Linked DNA regions of Homo sapiens: region 2 is linked to region 1. Evidence: chromatin contacts called from ENCODE Hi-C or POLR2A ChIA-PET data. All regions are on one chromosome and are shown on one strand. Each heading gives the region's core, a stretch centred on a gene start or an enhancer-like site at or near the end of the contact. The rest is flanking DNA. Distances are from core to core; before and after follow the strand shown. Region 1 holds the start of DNAH11 (dynein axonemal heavy chain 11). Region 2 has its middle 140 kb from the start of CDCA7L.

Region 1 (3,447 bases), core at 613-3,112:
CACTTAGTAGGCATTCAGTAAAGATTTGTTAGACAAATGAATGAACTCAGCACAGCACATGGCACATAATTGGTACTTGATCAATGTTAGCTATTATTATTGAGAAAAAATACATAAAACTTGGGAACAAGGTAAAGCCATGTTCATTCACTGTCACATTGAAACACTGCTTCACCGGCCAATGAAAGGATTATTAATTATTTAGGGAAAAGTATCTTTTTTGGACTCATTAACTACTACTGATCGAAGTCTCAAACTCTGAAGTTACGTTTTTATTTACAGATTTTTGTTCAATACAGATGTAATTTATTTTGGAAAAACAAATTATTTTTTAAAAAACAAAGGATTATTTTGCCCTGTATGACATTAGTGAGTGTTGTTTTGAACCTAGCAAGCTGACTCATCCTGTCTTCCTCCAATGCTGCTAAATTTCTTTCTCGAACTGTCCTTGGAACTTACATCATTTTGTTGCTTTCCTCATTTATGAGTTAAATCAATCTTTGACATATCTTCATCTTATATTTCGAGTTACATAGTTAACTTTTTGGAAATTGCACTTTAAAGTTAGCATCATTTAAAAAATTTTCCTGCTAGATTTGAAAGTGGTTATTCACTTTCAATTTAATTCAACTATTATTTACAGAATTCCCGGTTTTCTAGGTTACAGGGATGTGAAGCTGGAATATAAGAGGGGAGAGAAGGAACTGGTGATTGCCAGCCTTGTATACCAGCAACTGGGAGCCCCAAAGATTATTATGGACAATATAAAGCAGCCTTGACAGGTTAGAAGTCATTATCAAAGTTTTCCAAGGCCCTGTGTTATTTCAAGATTCTGATCACATAACTGGAAACTTGTCGATGGTTTTCAGGGGCAGTTAATATCCTGCAAAGAAAAAAATTGTTGAAGCCTCATCTTCTGGAAATGTCTGTCAACATTCAGGTATTAAATGGATTATTGTGGGCAACAGTCCTTCAGTAGCCCCCATGGAAGGGGTGGGGATTGAAGACTTTAGTTTGAAATAAACAATTAACAAAGGAGACTTAAAAGTTTAGTTGAGGACTCCTCCTCAAAATTCTGGTTGCTTTAATAATTAGAATTTCCATAAGAGTCTCAACGAAAGCCACTAATGGACCGCAGTGAAATCCTATTTCAGTATCATGAAACTGTTTTTAATCTGAAGCTTTTTCTCTTTGACCTTTTTACTCTTGAATTAAATGATAAATCTATAGATTTTCGGAACATTTTGGAGATCACGAAAGGGCACTGTGCGTTCTCTTACTGGGTGTACTGAAGTTCCAGTAAGTTTCAGGTTGAGGATGGCAATCAGGAGGACTTCGAATACTTAGATCTTGGATTCCCACAACTAGGAAAGTTGAATTGCAGGACTGGCTCTCTTCTGGTAATATTTGGACACCTTGGGAAAGGTGAATAACAGCCTTCAACTTGGGCCCCGAAACTTCTCTGTTACTTATTTTTGTAACTTAGTTCCTTGCCCATAAAACAAAGACTGACCAGTCAGAGACTTGGCTTTCTACGGATTATGTCAACTAGTCAAGGTAAGAGATTAGCACGGACCTTGGCACAAGAGAGCATTGCTTCATCCAGAGCACTTAACCAATGCTGGGATCTCCACCAAGTGTCCAGTAGGCGAAGGAGCCGGAGGGCAGTGGAGCGAGCGCACTGGGGGCTCAGACCCACCCCGGACACGCGGCTTCTCGGCCGTGTTCGGGACCTAGAGCCCGAGGGCCTCTCCCCTCGGCCTTGGCCTTGGCGTATACTGGGCGGTGGCGCGGTGCGCTCACTCCGCCCCCAGCGGGCTGGGGCGGGGACACCGTCCCCCGGGAAACGGGACGCGCTGCTTGTCCCAGGCCTTCGCTTCGGCCTGCGAGGCTACAGCTGTGCGCAGTGGCGCGGCTGCTAAGTAGCAGCAGGTGGGAGACTAGGGTCTGCGCTCGCGGCGACCGCGGAGGAGGGTGGGCGCCTGCGGAGGTGTCCTCGCTCACTTCGGGGGGCCCAGAGTCTCGGGTGAGGAGCCAGCCGGCCTCGCGTTCCCTCGGACGGTTGCCCAATGGCAGCCCAGGTGGCAGCCCGGGAGGCGCGAGACTTCAGAGAAGCCCCGACCCTTCGCCTAACCTCGGGGGCCGGCCTGGAGGCAGTGGGCGCTGTGGAGCTCGAGGAGGAGGAGGAGAACGAGGAGGAGGCGGCGGCCAGGAGAGCGCGGAGTTTCGCCCAAGACGCGCGGGTGCGCTTCCTCGGCGGCCGCCTGGCGATGATGCTGGGGTTCACGGAGGAGAAATGGAGCCAGTATTTGGAAAGCGAGGACAACCGGCAGGTTCTTGGGGAGTTTCTGGAAAGCACCAGCCCGGCTTGCCTTGTGTTTAGCTTCGCCGCCTCGGGGCGCCTTGCGGCTTCCCAGGAGGTAAGAGGCGACGGGCAAGGGGACCTGCCCATCCAACAAAACTACCCAGGGGAGACAGCCCAGTCGCTCCCCTTTGGATTCCCGCGGGGCGCTCACTCGGGCACTTTAACAAACTTGGCTTGAAGTCCCCATCCTGAGGCCCGCAGGACTCCTCCCCACGTGCACCCACTCTGCAGTTCAGCAGCTGCAGGTTAGTTTCCTAAGTCAGCAGTTTGTATCTGACCGAGAATCCCGCGTTGAGCCTGTTCGACCAGGATAACCCAAGAACACCAGCGCTTTCTTTAGCTGCTTGGGTGTTAGGCGCCAGGTGGGCTTTCTGTGCCAAAAAACTTGCGTTTCAGTTGCTCTTGGGTCACTCTGGAGTCACATCCTTTAAAAAATGGGGTGTTTGGCAGAGCGCATGTAACTCGTCACGTATTTTGATTACGTGCCAACAACACTTCACCCCAGGCAAAAACATTAAGTCCTTAAAAAGGAAGGCCCCTGCAATCTCCGCACACATGGGTGTTTACTGAACATTTAGAGGGAACAGTTCCCTCCTTTCTTCTTTTTCTTCCTTTTCTTTTTGAATTTCGATGATTTGTCCACTAAAAGGTTAACGTATCACCTAACGTACAGCACTTGTATTTAGTATTTTTCAAGTATGATGAGTTTGGAGCAAGATTCACAATTTTTAAGTAGCGCAATGCTCAGTTTAACATGTTATGTCGTTTTATCACTAGGTGTGGTCATTGTAATAGTTGGGAAATAGGATCTCAGAGAAGAAAGAGTAATAGGAAGGCTGCCTTATGGTATTGTGAATTTTGAATTCTTTTGTTTTAGGACTCTCCTAATTGTAACTTTAAAAAAAATAAGTTTGTCAGTAGACAAGGCGATAGAACACAACTCTAGTATTACCTAAGTTAAATAGTTATTATAATGTTCAATGGAATGACTCAGTAGTTGTGGAAATGTTAGCATGTTTTGGTTATACGGTTCTATTCTTTGATAGAAATACAAATTAACCTCTTGGGCTTGTCTTTATCTC
Region 2 (3,662 bases), core at 392-2,891, 540 kb after region 1:
ATTACTCTAAGGGCTTACTCTGGATGTCCTGTGCTTAGGGGACACAACACACTGGCCCACAGTGATAAATCCAAGGGATGGGCGACTCGGGGGCTGGTCTGCAAACCCAGCCTGGACAAGATTGCATGAATATTTTCTGTGAACCAGAGTGGGGAGGGAACACAGGAGAGGAAGAATTTTTGTAGGGTCACCTTGGGTCCTGTCTGGGAAGATAGCCAGGAGTAACTGGAGTGGTCTTGGCTGGAGGATGACTACATTTCTAGGGGCTGAGGGAGGTAAGGAAGGACTCAGTTCCCCAAGCCTTTCCCCCTGAGAGTTCACACTCCCCGTGAAAGGACTACACAGGGAAGAGTATGTACTCCCGTGACCCAACACTGGCACTTGCTGCATGTGGCAGATCTTTAGTATTACGTTGATGCAAAAGTATTTGCGATTTGCCCATTACTTTTAAAGGCCAAAACAGCAATTACTTTTGCAGCACCATAATACTTTTTTGTTATCGGAGTTCTTGCAGGTAACCACAACCAGCAAGTGCTAGTGTGGGGTCACCACTGAAGGGCAGAACTTTCCAGCTTTGTCACCAGTGCTCCCACCCTGGGCTGCCTTCTGGAAAAGTCAGAAACCTGGGAAAGCAAGAAGGGAAAGGAGGAGGACAGGGCCAAGGACAGAAGGAGAGGAGAAGCTACCGGGACCCCTTCCCTGTCTAAACCCCACCCCCAAGACTCAAGATCAAGGCGAGGAAGATGTGCCTCAATTTAAAGTCAACACTGAAATTTTGACTATAGGACTTGCCTTTCAATTGCAACACGGTCATTGTTTCGTTATTAGAGGTGATTATTTTCATTTTTTAGAAAACCTAAATGTGACCAAAAAGTCCTTATTAGAGGGAAGAACTTAAAAGGACAATGGGTGACAACATTTTTAGATATTGATGAGTGTTATACATAACAATAATATAAGATGGTGGGAATTGTGGAGAGGGAGCGCTTTTCTTGGGTAGTGTGATCAGAAAAGATTATCCGGAAATGACATTTGAGTGGAGGCCTGAATGAGTGGACAGCAGACGCTGCTGAGATGAGGGGGAGTGAGCTATAGGATCAGGAGTGAGAATGGCCACTTTCTGCCCTTCTCAGAGGTAAAATTACGAATGTAATTTCCTAATTACCCGATGAAACATATTTTGAACTAGAACACAGATGTTTGGGAAAACCTCCAGCAAATTGACTTAATCTGATTGATTTTCTGATTTAGTGTTTTTCTAAGCAAGAACTGCACCCGTTGTGACAGAAGAGGCGCTAAAGCTGCAAATTCCTGGGCCTCGACCCACTAGTTCCTAATCAGAAACTCCAGGGTGGAGACGCAGGATCTGCATCCCTGGGATCACACTGCCTTTCGAGAACCATCCACCTGCCAGCTCCAAGTAGGTCGAGGGAGCAGCGGCACCTGGGATCCCACCGGACCGGGAAGAGTCAAATCCAGGTTTCTCCCTGCTTCACCAAAAGGCCCCCTGCCTCCACCGCAACAGGAACAGTCTCTGTCTGGGAACTGCGGTTGCCTAAGGCTCGGTTTGCTCTTCAGCACTCCGGTCCCCCAACACCGCGTCAGGCGGCGCCCAGCCTCCCGGGGACTCGCAGACGCTCACTCCCCAGACCACAGCGACACCTGCCGAGGCCCCGCGGAACCGCGCTGCACAGCAACCCAGCGCGGCGGGGGGAGTGGCCTGGGGCCATTCTCCGGCCCCCACCCCCCGCCCGTGACCACCGTGCGCTGCCAGAGGGGAGGCTGCGGGAATGGCCAGCGAGGTCTCGCAGGGGGACTGGTTGTCTTTTAGGAAATCAAGGGGCCAGCGCCCCCAGTGCCGGCTGGGAGATGCCTTCAGAGTTCGAAGAGAAAAGATGCGACCTTCAATCCGCTCCATTCTCCGTCAGACAGGCCCTGCGGACGGAGCTCCTGCCACCGCTGCAGCCCCATGATGTGTGCTCCTACGCCCCGCCCCGCTGCAGCCCAGCCCACCCCACCCCCATACGGAAATCCTGCAGGAGAAACTGAAACACTAGCGACAGTGGGACATATCCCCGGGAGCAGTTGCGGGAGGGAGAGAAGGAAGGAGCAAAGGGGAAGAGGAAGAGAGAGAGAGAGCTCAAGGGAGCCTTCTTGGAAAGGTTTAACCCGACAGCTTGAAGGCGGCGGGTAGTAAAGCAGCGAACTGGTGAACGGGCGTCCTGACCCGCCACACTTCCCTCACCGACACCCCTCATCCGCGATACCCCACAGGACAGGATGTCCAGCTGCCCTCACTTATCGTGCCCCTGGGCATTTGAGGGGTTCAGAGAGAGAAACGCAGTAACTTATTACCCTCACATGATATATTTTCACTTTCTTCTCCTGATTGTCAGCTCAATTAGATAAGGGACCTTGTGTTTTATTCCGTTGTACCCCGTGCCTGACACATGGTAGCTGCTGGATAGAGATTTCTTCGATGATTGATTATAAAACACACTAATTTAGAGCTTACTATGTTATAAGATCTCCATCTTCAGTGACTCACTTATTCCTCACAAGAAGCCTAGGAGGTAAGGTTTTCCAATAAGGAGAGCCAGGCACCCCATAATGAACGTGCACGGTGTCACATTCCCAGCAAGTGCCGAAGCTGGGGTCAGATTCAGGCAACCTGGCCCAGTGCCCTCACAGTTCATCCGGCCTCCACATGGCCATTTTGTCCATGAATAAATGAATAAGTGAATGAGTGTATGCTAATTTTGATGAGTTGTCTGGGAAAATGTACAGGTTTTGGGGCTGGAAAAAGGTCTTAGTCATGACGGGGACCCTTTCTGATCGAGTGCTGGGGAAGAACTAGAACTCCTGGGGCCCCCAGGCTCTGCTACCTAAGTGCTGCGGAATCTTGCATATGGTCACCAGCCTCTGGTAGCTTATTACTTTGAGCAGTGCTGGTGGTTCTCAAATTTGTCTACATGTTAGAGTCACCCTGATGAGATTTTCTTTAAACCCAGTGGCTCAGGTCACCCCCTCCCCACACTACCTGAAATTAGAATCTTTCGGGGTTAATCCCAGACATCAGTTCAGCTTCAAATTTCTGAAATTTTCCCGGGTGGTTCCAATGTGCCATCAAAGCTGAGGACCTCATCGGTCTTCAGGGAAGCAGGAAATACATTCTTTCTCAAAGGGTGGCCACTGATCCTCTGAGAATCACTGGGTTTGCTTGTTTACAATGCAGATTCCTGGGCCCTGTTTGGATTTACCAAATCCAAATCTTCTGGAATGGGCCAGAAGATCTGCTCAAATGAACAAACAAAACTTCCCAGGTGATTTTTATGGCCATGAAAGTCCAAGAGCTGCTTGGAAAGCTGCTTTCAAAGTCTGGTGTTGTACCAGCAGCAGGACCTGGAACTTGCTAGAAAGGCAGATGCTCTGGCCCCACCCAGCATCTGCGTTTTAACAGCAATCTGTGTTTAATAAGCCCTGCAGGTGACCTTGGGTGCCAAAATTTGAAAACCAGTAACAGGCCTCTGGAATCATACAGCCCTGGGTTCAAATTCCAGCCTGGTCACTCACTAGCTGTATTAGTCTGTTCCTGCACTGCTATAAGGACATACCCAAGACTGACTAATTTATAAAAGAAAGAGTTTTAATTGTCTCATGGT

What was found. A loop is a pair of places that touch in the nucleus more often than their neighbours do. ChIA-PET counts read pairs that join two places held with the same protein, here RNA polymerase II (POLR2A). Pooled maps may share reads with other maps.
Region 2: a map of A673 shows a loop between it and region 1 (2.8-fold over the local background). The contact joins the enhancer-like site here to the promoter of DNAH11 in region 1. A Hi-C loop is called at or near these places in 1 of 168 maps with a recorded cell type or tissue (A673) and 5 of 50 pooled maps. POLR2A ChIA-PET finds 5 or more read pairs at or near these places in 1 of 52 experiments (WTC11).

What each region holds. Positions count from the first base shown.
Region 1 is chr7:21,541,177-21,544,623 of GRCh38, forward strand. It overlaps DNAH11 (dynein axonemal heavy chain 11), which reads left to right and starts at 1,863. Exons shown (of 82, transcript NM_001277115.2): 1 at 1,863-2,420. The coding sequence starts at 2,070. RefSeq lists an enhancer at 1,185-1,686 and a silencer at 1,735-1,784.
Region 2 is chr7:22,081,395-22,085,056 of GRCh38, forward strand. No RefSeq gene overlaps it. Among named protein-coding and RNA genes, the nearest start is that of CDCA7L, 140 kb to the left of the region's middle. RefSeq lists enhancers at 337-481, 2,338-2,482 and cis regulatory regions at 409, 2,410. Within about 2 kb of position 1,642, at least 32 of the 41 ENCODE cell types and tissues checked have a DNase peak (open chromatin) inside an H3K27ac peak, as active enhancers do.